Linked DNA regions of Homo sapiens: region 2 is linked to region 1. Evidence: chromatin contacts called from ENCODE Hi-C data. All regions are on one chromosome and are shown on one strand. Each heading gives the region's core, a stretch centred on a gene start or an enhancer-like site at or near the end of the contact. The rest is flanking DNA. Distances are from core to core; before and after follow the strand shown. Region 1 holds the start of PRMT3 (protein arginine methyltransferase 3). Region 2 holds the start of SAAL1 (serum amyloid A like 1).

Region 1 (4,787 bases), core at 1,539-4,038:
GAAGTTCATGTCATGCTTTGAGCTGATTGTCTTTTTTCAAATGACCTGCGTCCTTTTTCAAGTCCTACATCTACACTTGCTCTCCCTAAATCTAATATGTAATCACATAAAATGTAAAAATGTAATCACATGCCAAGTCTGTTTTTGTTTTTAGTTGAAAAGCTAATATAAGCTTAAATACAGTGAATCTTGTCTAGAAGAGTGACTTATTCATCTTTTCTCAAGGACCGCTTGTCAAAAAAACTCCATTTCCACAAGATGTTGCTGTGTGATTCGCCATATTAAACTCGTACAGAAAAGGGTCTGAAAAACTATAAAATCTGAACTTATATTTCACAGATTTTTTTTTTTTTTGAGAAGAGTCTCACTCTGTTGCCCAGGCTGGAGTGCAGTGATACCATCTCAGCTCACTGCCACCTCTGCCTCCCAGGTTTAAGCAATTCACCTGCCTCAGTCTTCTGAGCAGCTGCTATTACAGGTGTGCGTCACCACACCCAGATAACTTTTGTATTTTAGTACAGGTGGGGTTTCAGCATGTTGGCCAGGCTGGTCTTGAACTCCCGACCTAAAGTGATCCACCCACCTCAGCCTCCCAAAGTGCTGGGATTACAGGTGTGAGCTGCCATGCCTGCCCAAATTTCACAAATTAAATTGCCTTTATTCTAAAAACTACTCACCATGTTTATGAACCATGCTGTCAATATTAAACTGATGCTCAGACTTACAGTGTGAAAATGTTTCTTCAGCAGATGTGAATAACCTGAAAAATCAAGCAATAGCTTCATGGAATAGTCCCCTAAGAAGTCTAAATACTGATTTCATGTTACATATACACTTTTTTTTTTTTTTTAACTCTGCTGGTTTCTAGTTTTACTTCCAATTAAGAAAAAACAAACACACTTGTATCTGAAAGGAAGGGAATCCAGCACTTTTAAAGGGAATTAGTACTTCTGAGTCCCATTTTATACCTAAAACCAATTATCCTTTAAATGTCAAAGTGAATTTATTTGTCAAATAATATCACTGATTTTATCAAAAGGCTTTTAAGAGAGTTCCCTTTGATAGAGTCTGTTTCTCTCAAGTCATACAATTTCTCTACTTGAGATTCTTTTCTCCTCTAAGTGTCAACTCTGCTTTCAGAGGCTTTGAACTGGCACAGCTCAAACTGCTTTTAGAAATAAAGCATAAAATGTAATTTTACAGCTGGCATACTCCCCAAGTGCCTTATTTCAAAAGTGATCTTGTAGTATTCCCAACGTACTTGCATCACAGACACTGTGAGGATCAATCCTCTTTATTATGTGACATGCAAATCTGAAGGCTACTTAAAGACAGGAATACACAGCAGAGAAGCTGTATACCTTATCTATATTCCTAACACATGTGGAGCATTAGTTTTCCACAAATGTTTACCGAGATAGGTTATGTCGACTATTTATGGAGGCTATCACAGCCACGGTACCACTGGTGCTCAATAAATATTTTATGACAACTAGAATATATACAGGCATTCTATCTACCCAATGGGGCTACAGATGAGAACACTAACGCACCACCACTCAGCACCATGCCCAGATACAGGGAACACTGGAAAATGTATTAAAGTAACACCGGCCAATGCCAACCGGGCCTCTTTCATGCCTACTTGCCTAGGACAGGAGCCAAAGCTTCCCAAGACTAACAGGCAGAATTTTAAGTGGCAAGAATGTGAGTTTGGAAATAAGCACACCACAGCTTTGTGACCTTGAGCAAATTATTGATACTACAGTCTTTTTCCTTAAGTGAAAAGTCCTACTTAAGTAAGGTGAACTTCCTTCTTAGACTATGGAAACCGCTCAAATAAAAAAGAAATGTTTCACCTGAGAAGCTCTGTACTGGTCAAAGAATTAGCATGGTAAAGCCGGAAGGCTCCGTAGGGATTATCTAGTTCAGGGTGGCTGCCAAATATGTTACTCGTTAGTAGTAACTCGTTAGTAACTTCACTGTTACTTCCGATCTTGTCCTCATAAAAACAGAATATTCTTAGACCCCATCCCTGACTTGGAAGGATTCAGGTGCAGAGTTCAGTATCATTTTGTTTTCAGCGTCTCAAGTGACAAGATTTGGGAACCACAGATTCAATGCACTACCAGTCAAAAGCTTGCAGTACAACCGGCCTTCCAGTTCACGGTTCCCCCTCTCTACTACCGAGGGTCCTCCTTCTCCACAAGCCCTCACCCCAGACCAGTGGTTCCAGAATTCAAAGACAGGCCACTCTGGCTTGCCTCCCGCCCGAAGGCGTTCCTGGGCACACAGACCCCACGCGCCCGGGCACCCTAGGGCAGAGGCCAGGCGCTGAGGCGGACGAACCTGTTACAGAACAGGCAGGGGGTCTGCTGCTTGCCGTGGGGGAGATCTGCATCGTCCTCATCCTCCCAGGCGGCCTCGTCCCCGCTGTCCGACAGTTCTGGCAGGTCCTCCTCATTCTCCACAGCGCCCCGGCCGCCTAACACACACACACAACAATCAGATCGGCCTCGGACACCGGTGCGGCCCGGGGGCTCGAGGAGCAGGTGACGATGGGCTCTCCTCCGCCCCGTTCGCCCGCGGCCCTCACTCAGCACCTCCTTCATGATCCCTGCGAGCCCCCCACCCTGCCCGGGCCCGTGTCCCGGAGGGTCTTCCACCGGCCCCACAGCGGCGCGGCCTGGGGCTGGACGAGCCGGGTGCTGAGGGGCCAGGGTACCCACCGGTAGCGCCTGACGCTAACGAGCACATGGCTGTGGTGCCCCGAGAGCCCGGCGTGTCTGGGGGCGGGGACCGGGTTGGGCAACGAGCGCGCGCAGCGGCCGCCGACTCCAGGAACGAGCGCGAGCACAAGCGCGAACCCGCGGCGGGACCCGGGCTCCGGAAACTTCGCAGACCGCCGGGAACGCCGAAGCGCGCGCGCTGGCTCGCAATCGCTTCCGGCCTCGAGGCGCCGTGCGGGTCACGTGAGGTGGGGGCGGGGCGAGAGCGGGGGCTCCGCCTCCTCCTGCCGCAGGGTTGGCGCAGTGCGCGCTGAAGAGGCGCGCTGATGACGGTTAATGTTGCAGCCCGGAAGATGACTTTTGTCTCCTCCTTGGGTTGCGGCAGGCGTTAGTGGGAGGTCGCGGCCCGCTGCTGTGAGCCCCAAGGCAGAGAGACGTCGCTGCGGTTTTGGGGTTGGCATCCTGTCCTCTGTGCGCCCCTTTTTCCTGGGATGAGCGGTTAGCGGAGGGGCGATCGGCCCATGACGCCCTCTGGTGGCGGAGGAGGCCAAACGCTGGAGGCTCGGCTGGTTTCTGGGCTCCCAGGTCCTGGAGGGGGTGCAGCTGGCGAGAGGGAACGAACTGCATGGGCCAGGGTGGGTCTACTGCAGGGACAGATAGGTGTCAAACCCCCCAAGACGGATTTTAATCTTTGGTTAAGTGAGAACGTGAACTCTAGAGGCAGCCTGCTGGGTTTGAATCCTACCCACGTCACTTTGTAACTGTGATCTTGGGCAAGTTACTCGACCTCTCTCTGCCTCAGTTTCATCAAATACAAAACAAGGATAATAACTGCACTTGGGCAGGGCACGGTGGCTCACGTCTATAGTACCAGCACTTTGGGAGGCTGAGGCGGGCGGATCACCTGAGGTCAGGAGTTGGAGACCAGCCTGGCCAACATGGTGAAACCCTGTCCCTACTAAAAATACAAAAATTAACCAGGTGTGGTGGCACGCGCCTGCAATCCCAGCTACTTGGGAGGCTGAGGCAGGAGAATTGCTTGAGCCCGGGAGGCGGAGCTTGTGGTGAGCCGAGATTGTGCCACCGTACTCCAGCCTGGGCAACAGAGCAAGACTCCATCTTAAAAAAAAAAAAACAAAAAACAAAAAACCTGGACTAACTTCAGAACTACAGTAAGGATAAAACGAGTTAATACATGTAAAGTGCTCAGACATAACTATTTAAGCCAGGGAGTGATGCTCTCAGATGTGTTGAGAAAGTAACAATCTGGCTGCTGTGTGGGGAAGAACACAAATGTTCCCCTGCCTGCCTCATGCCACGTCCCTTTCTTCCTTTCCTTATATCTCTTCAAACCATAGAACTTTTTTTTGTTTGATTTTTGAGACGGAGTTTCGCTCTTGTTGCCCAGGCTGGAGTGCAATGGCACGATCTCAGGCTCACCGCAACCTCCACCTTCCGGGTTCAAGCGATTCTCTTGCCTCAGCCTCCCGAGTAGTTGGGATTACAGGCATGCGCCACCACGTCCGGCTGATTTTGGATTTTTAGTAGAGACAGGGTTTCTCCATGTTGGTCAGGCTGGTCTGGAACTCCCGACCTCAGGTGATCCACCTGCCCGCGAGCCACCGCCCGGCCCAGAATTCTTGCTTAGGAGGGAGTGCCCCAGGCTCTAGCAGAGTTTATCTAATTGGCCTATCAGGCCCTGCATAATCCTGCCTCTTTCCAATGGAACCCTTCACCTTGGGTCCCACCCTTAAGCCTTTTATTTACTGCTAATCATTGAATGTTCTACACATGGGTAGGTCCCTTTGGTCTCAACCAGAAACACTTTCCTCAGGCCATTTCTAAAATAGTTTCCACCATTATTTCAGGAGTATCCTGTTAGTTTCTTAGCACCCACCATTTGCTTACTTGATTTTTTTTTCTTTTTTGGTGATACCCCACAGCACTGAACAATAAGGGTAAGTAAGGGCCATGTCTCTTTACTTTCATTTCTCTGGCACATAATATGTGGCCTGGCCCATAGTATTAATAGATACTGAATGTATTCACTGAATAAAA
Region 2 (4,787 bases), core at 1,011-3,510, 2.3 Mb after region 1:
TATAAAAGCCCCAACCTTCTCTTTGTACTTCAGATATATTGAAGACGCCCACCTGTCTCATCTGTGTGTATGCCCTGAATTGTAATTCTTACTTTCTAAATCAATTGCTTTAAATTTAGAGATTCATCTCTATGTTTTGTTTGACTTTGACGTAAGTATCACAGTAATTCTAGGCAAACATTGGACACCTTCATTATGTTTTCTAATATAGTTATGACTGAGTATTTAAAATATTCATGTGGACATTTTATTTTAAATAATTTCGGCCGGGCGCGGTGGCCCGCGCCTGTAATCCCAGCACTTTGGTAGGCCGAGGCGGGCGGATCACGAGGTCAGGAGATCGAGACCATCCTGGCTAACACGGTGAAACCCCGTCCCTACTAAAAATACAAAAAAAAAATTAGCCGGGCGAGGTGGCGGGAGCCTGTAGTCCCAGCTACTCTGAAGGCTGAGGCAGGAGAATGACGGGAACCCCAAGGGGCGGAGCCTGCAGTGAGCCGAGATCGCGCCACTGCACTCCAGCCTGGGCGACAGCGAGACTCCGTCTCAAAATAAATAAAATAAATAAATAAATAAATAATTTCATGTCTCCATTCCTGTTTGGTCATTATATTGATATTTTTGAAATTTCATGTGGAAGTAGCTTATATCATCTATAAATTTAATTCCATTAAATCAAAGTGGGTACTTGTAAATCAATTCCATCATAGGTAATTTTTTTAGTTTAATGTTTACGATTCTTATGGAGAAAGAAGTGTTTTTCATTTACCTTTGCATGGGTGCTTAAAATACACATTTCTATTTCAAGATGACACTGAAAAATTCTTCTAATATAACAGCAGCAAAAATGTAATTCTGCAATTACAAAAGTGCTAAACTGAAATCCATAATTAAGGTTTTCTCATGTTTACAATTGTGGTTCTTTAATCAATACTAATACTATGCAGGTCTGTTGTAAGGTTTCTAGATTCGGTTTAAACACACGCACACAATACTGTCAGTTGTAGGAGGCTTTACAAGTTATATTTCATGCACTTTTTTTTAAAGAGTTCTAAAAGAGCCAACCAGTCCACAAGACAGACAGAAAAAAAGTTAAATTAACTGGAGTAAATTGGACTCTTAACATTCGAAACATGCAAGATTCTGCAGCAAACTGGGAGTACTTCAGGATTGGCCTGCTATCTTCCTTAGTATTAATTTCATCTTAACAGTTTAAGAAGTTGGACATTTTAACACCATCAAGCGCATTTAGGTGACGTGTTTCTTGTGTGTTAACTTGGCTCCCCGGAATGATCTAGTTAGTGAACTAGTCACTAATAATTTGGTCACCAGGCAAATCAAGCCTACACGAAAGGAAGCGACTATTCAAAATACCGTAGTATCATCTGAACCTACCCAAATAATTTATGTTCAACATAAACATGTAACTTCAATAATGAGATGACTCATTAATGAGTCAAGCTCCTCCAACAAGACAAAGACAACATCTCTTCTTCTAAGGTTTAAGTTTTGCATAGAAATCCGGATACATGGAATAGCCCATACCAACAGTCATTGCTCCTACAACAAAGCTGGACTGCCACACGCATGTGGATCAGGTGACGTGATATTTTAGTATTTCCCCTGCTTTTCAATTTGTATAATCCGTATGCAGCAACTACTGCAAAACCTGCCATTCCAATGGGGACAAATGGTGCCTCTTTAGTTTTTCGAATCACTTTGGATCCCTGGAATCCCTCACAAGCCATCCAGCTTCCCCTACGGATATTTTTAGGAATGGCAACAGTGGCCAGAGATCAGAGGATTATATTATTAGGGTTATACAACTTTTATATAAAAAAAGTGGCTTCTGACCAGGCGCGGTGGCTCACGTTTGTAATCCCAACACTTTGGGAGGCCGAGGCAGAAGGATTGCTTGAGCCAGAAGTTCGAGACCAGCCTGGGCAACATAGATCAGAAGGCGAATAGAATAAGTCCGCTAGCTTTGAGATTCACATCTGTTCCTGAGGCTTCCTCACTGCTCCCCACCCTTCCTTCTTCAATCAGTCTAAGAGCTCCTGGAGAAATGGAACACCTGATTCAGTGAGGGTGACAAATAATTATGAGTATGTTCGTGCCAGGGTCCTCGATAGGATGGGGTGGGGGAGGTCAAGCCGCCTTGGCAGCTGGCCAGGCTCCGAACAGCAGATGGCGCTGTAGGGGGAGTCCCACCGGGTACGCCGGGCGCTCTGGCACTAGGGCGCCGGTCGTCTCCTCCGCAGCTTCCGGCACGGCCTTCAAGCGCGGGACGCGACAAAGTCATGGACCGCAACCCCTCGCCGCCGCCGCCGGGTCGCGACAAGGAGGAGGAGGAGGAGGTGGCCGGTGGAGACTGCATAGGGAGCACGGTCTACAGCAAACACTGGCTCTTCGGCGTCCTCAGCGGACTCATCCAGGTGTGGAAACTCGCGCCACGCGTGGGGTGTCCCTACATCCCCCAGGCACCGGGGCTCCGCCTCTGGCGAATCCTCCTGCCCCGGGAGCCGCCATCCCCACAAAGACCCCTCCCCAGGCGTGCGCTGCGGGACCTTGCTCCTTGCGTTTCGCCGGCCGCTGCGGACCCCAAAACTATCTGGGCCCCCTCGGGGTCTCTCGACACAAAGGGAAGTATAATGGTAGGGATGCTGAAATACTTGCCGTTCTATTTTGCTTTCCCAAGTTCTCCAAAAATACATGATCGTGTAACTGCATTCCTCGGGTTTTGCTCCCCATCCCCACTGTCATTTCTGAAGCCCAGGTCCTTAATTTATGTATTTCATGGACTATCGTTGTAATAGAATAAATGGTGACTTTAGGGTTATACAACTTTTATATTAAAAACGTGGCTTCTGACCAGGCGCGGTGGCTCACCTCTGTAATCCCAACACTTTGGGAGGCCGAGGCGGAAGGATCGCTTGAGCCAGGAGTTTGAGACCAGCCTGGGCAACATAGACCTGGTTTCTACAAACTTAAAAAAAAAAAAAAAAAAAAGCCGGTCGTGACGGTGCACGCCTGTAGTCCCAGCGACTCAGGAGGCTGAGGCTGGAGGATCGCTTGAGCCTGAAGTTGGAGGCTGCAGTGAGCTATGATCCAGCTTCTGCACTCCAGGCTGGGGGACGGAGTAAGACCCTGTCTCAAAAAAACAAAAAACGCAGCTTCCTTACCCACTAGCTGCAGGTCACCTAACGGCTCAGAACCTCTATTTGTCCCTTAATTTCTATAAAATGGGATTATAATATTTATATTATATATAAGGTTATTGTGTAGGTTAAGTGAGATTATAATGGCAACAGAGTGCTTAGCATGGTGTTTGGCTTATAGGAGGCTGTCAGTAAATGTGTTTTCTTCCCCCCATGTTTCCCTAATTGGTTCCTCTCCTCCTATTGTCTATCCTCTCCAGTCAATTTTCTACACAGCTGCCAGAATAATCTTCTTTAAAGACAGGGCTATTCATGATACTGCTCTTAGTTCTTTTTGCCTGGGAGAAAAATGCATGTTTCTTGAAGTTTGGAATCCAGGGCTGTTTGTACATTTTCCAGCCTCATCTTCTCATGATACACTGTGTTCCATCAACTCTGAACTGTTCACCATCCCCAAACATGCTAGGCCCTTTCTTAACTCTGAACTCTTGTGCTTTCCTCTGAATACTCACTTCTCTCCTTCTTCACATGACAAACTACTATTCTTCCTTTAAAATTTAGCTTAAATATCAGCACCTAAGGGAAGGTTCCCCATCTTCTCCTAGGAATAGGTCATTGGTCCATCGTTTTTGCTACCAGAACTCTTTGTCCACAATTCAGTTGAATCACTTTGCCTTTTCTAATATGACTATCCCTTTACATGTCTTTCCCCACTAGATCCTAAAAGTTAAAAAAAAAAAAAAGCTTAAATGTAAGGGATTATATCTTACTTGTCTTTGTATATCTACCCCAGTGCCTAGCAACAGTATTTACTTTGTGAATGTTGAAAGAGTAGATCTACCCAAGGTACTACATTTTTAAAAGAAGATTTTTGCAAGAGAAGATACTTTGCTGATAGCCTCTTTGTGACTTCTAAACGATTATGGGTTAATATTAAAGTAAGTGCTCACTTAACATCAGTAGGTTCTTGGAAATTGTGACTGTAAGCAAAATTACTGATAATGAAACCAATTTTACCATAGCTAATTGATATAAACAAGAGTTAAGTCCCTGTGGCATATTTCTGGACACAAGAACATCACCAAACTTCTAAATGAGGACCTAAAACACTTCTAATATTAAACATTGAGATAAATGTGAGCTATAATACGTTTAGGAAAGGTTAATAAAAACAAGATAATTATTCACCCAGTTTTGGTGAGTTAGTGAGTGATGGTGGTTGTAGTGATTATCACTACAACCTTTATTCTTTGATTGTGTTAAATCAAGGAATAAATGTTTACAAAGCAAAAATGATCACCTCTTACTACTGTACAGTCCAAAAACAATAACAAATAAGGCAGGCTTACTGAGCACTTTCCTACCACATAATTATTGTCACGCATCTCTATGGTTATTGTCTTCTTTACAGATTTTTGTTTTATAATAATTTGTATTCATCCATTTCCCAACCCACTTGCTCTGGTTCAGGGTTGAGGGTGGCTGGAGCCTGTACCAGCAGTTCAAGGTGCAAGGCAGAAACCAGCCCTGGACAGGATGCCATCCCATCACAGGTACACACACACCCACACTCACTCAGATTGGGACCATTTAGATACCCGTTGTGCTAATGTGCAAATTTGGGGGATG

Evidence for each region. A loop is a pair of places that touch in the nucleus more often than their neighbours do. Pooled maps may share reads with other maps.
Region 2: a loop to region 1 is called in a pooled map, with 8 times the contacts of the local background. The contact joins the promoter of SAAL1 here to the promoter of PRMT3 in region 1. A Hi-C loop is called at or near these places in 5 of 50 pooled maps.

What each region holds. Positions count from the first base shown.
Region 1 is chr11:20,385,717-20,390,503 of GRCh38, reverse strand. It overlaps PRMT3 (protein arginine methyltransferase 3), which reads right to left and starts at 2,788. Exons shown (of 16, transcript NM_005788.4): 1 at 2,730-2,788; 2 at 2,350-2,485; 3 at 678-760. The coding sequence starts at 2,757. RefSeq lists enhancers at 1,918-1,967, 1,823-2,429, 2,430-3,037, 2,911-3,080 and a silencer at 2,518-3,077.
Region 2 is chr11:18,103,555-18,108,341 of GRCh38, reverse strand. It overlaps SAAL1 (serum amyloid A like 1), which reads left to right and starts at 2,260. Exons shown (of 12, transcript NM_138421.3): 1 at 2,260-2,435. The coding sequence starts at 2,301. It also overlaps the pseudogene HIGD1AP5. RefSeq lists enhancers at 2,055-2,104, 2,255-2,514.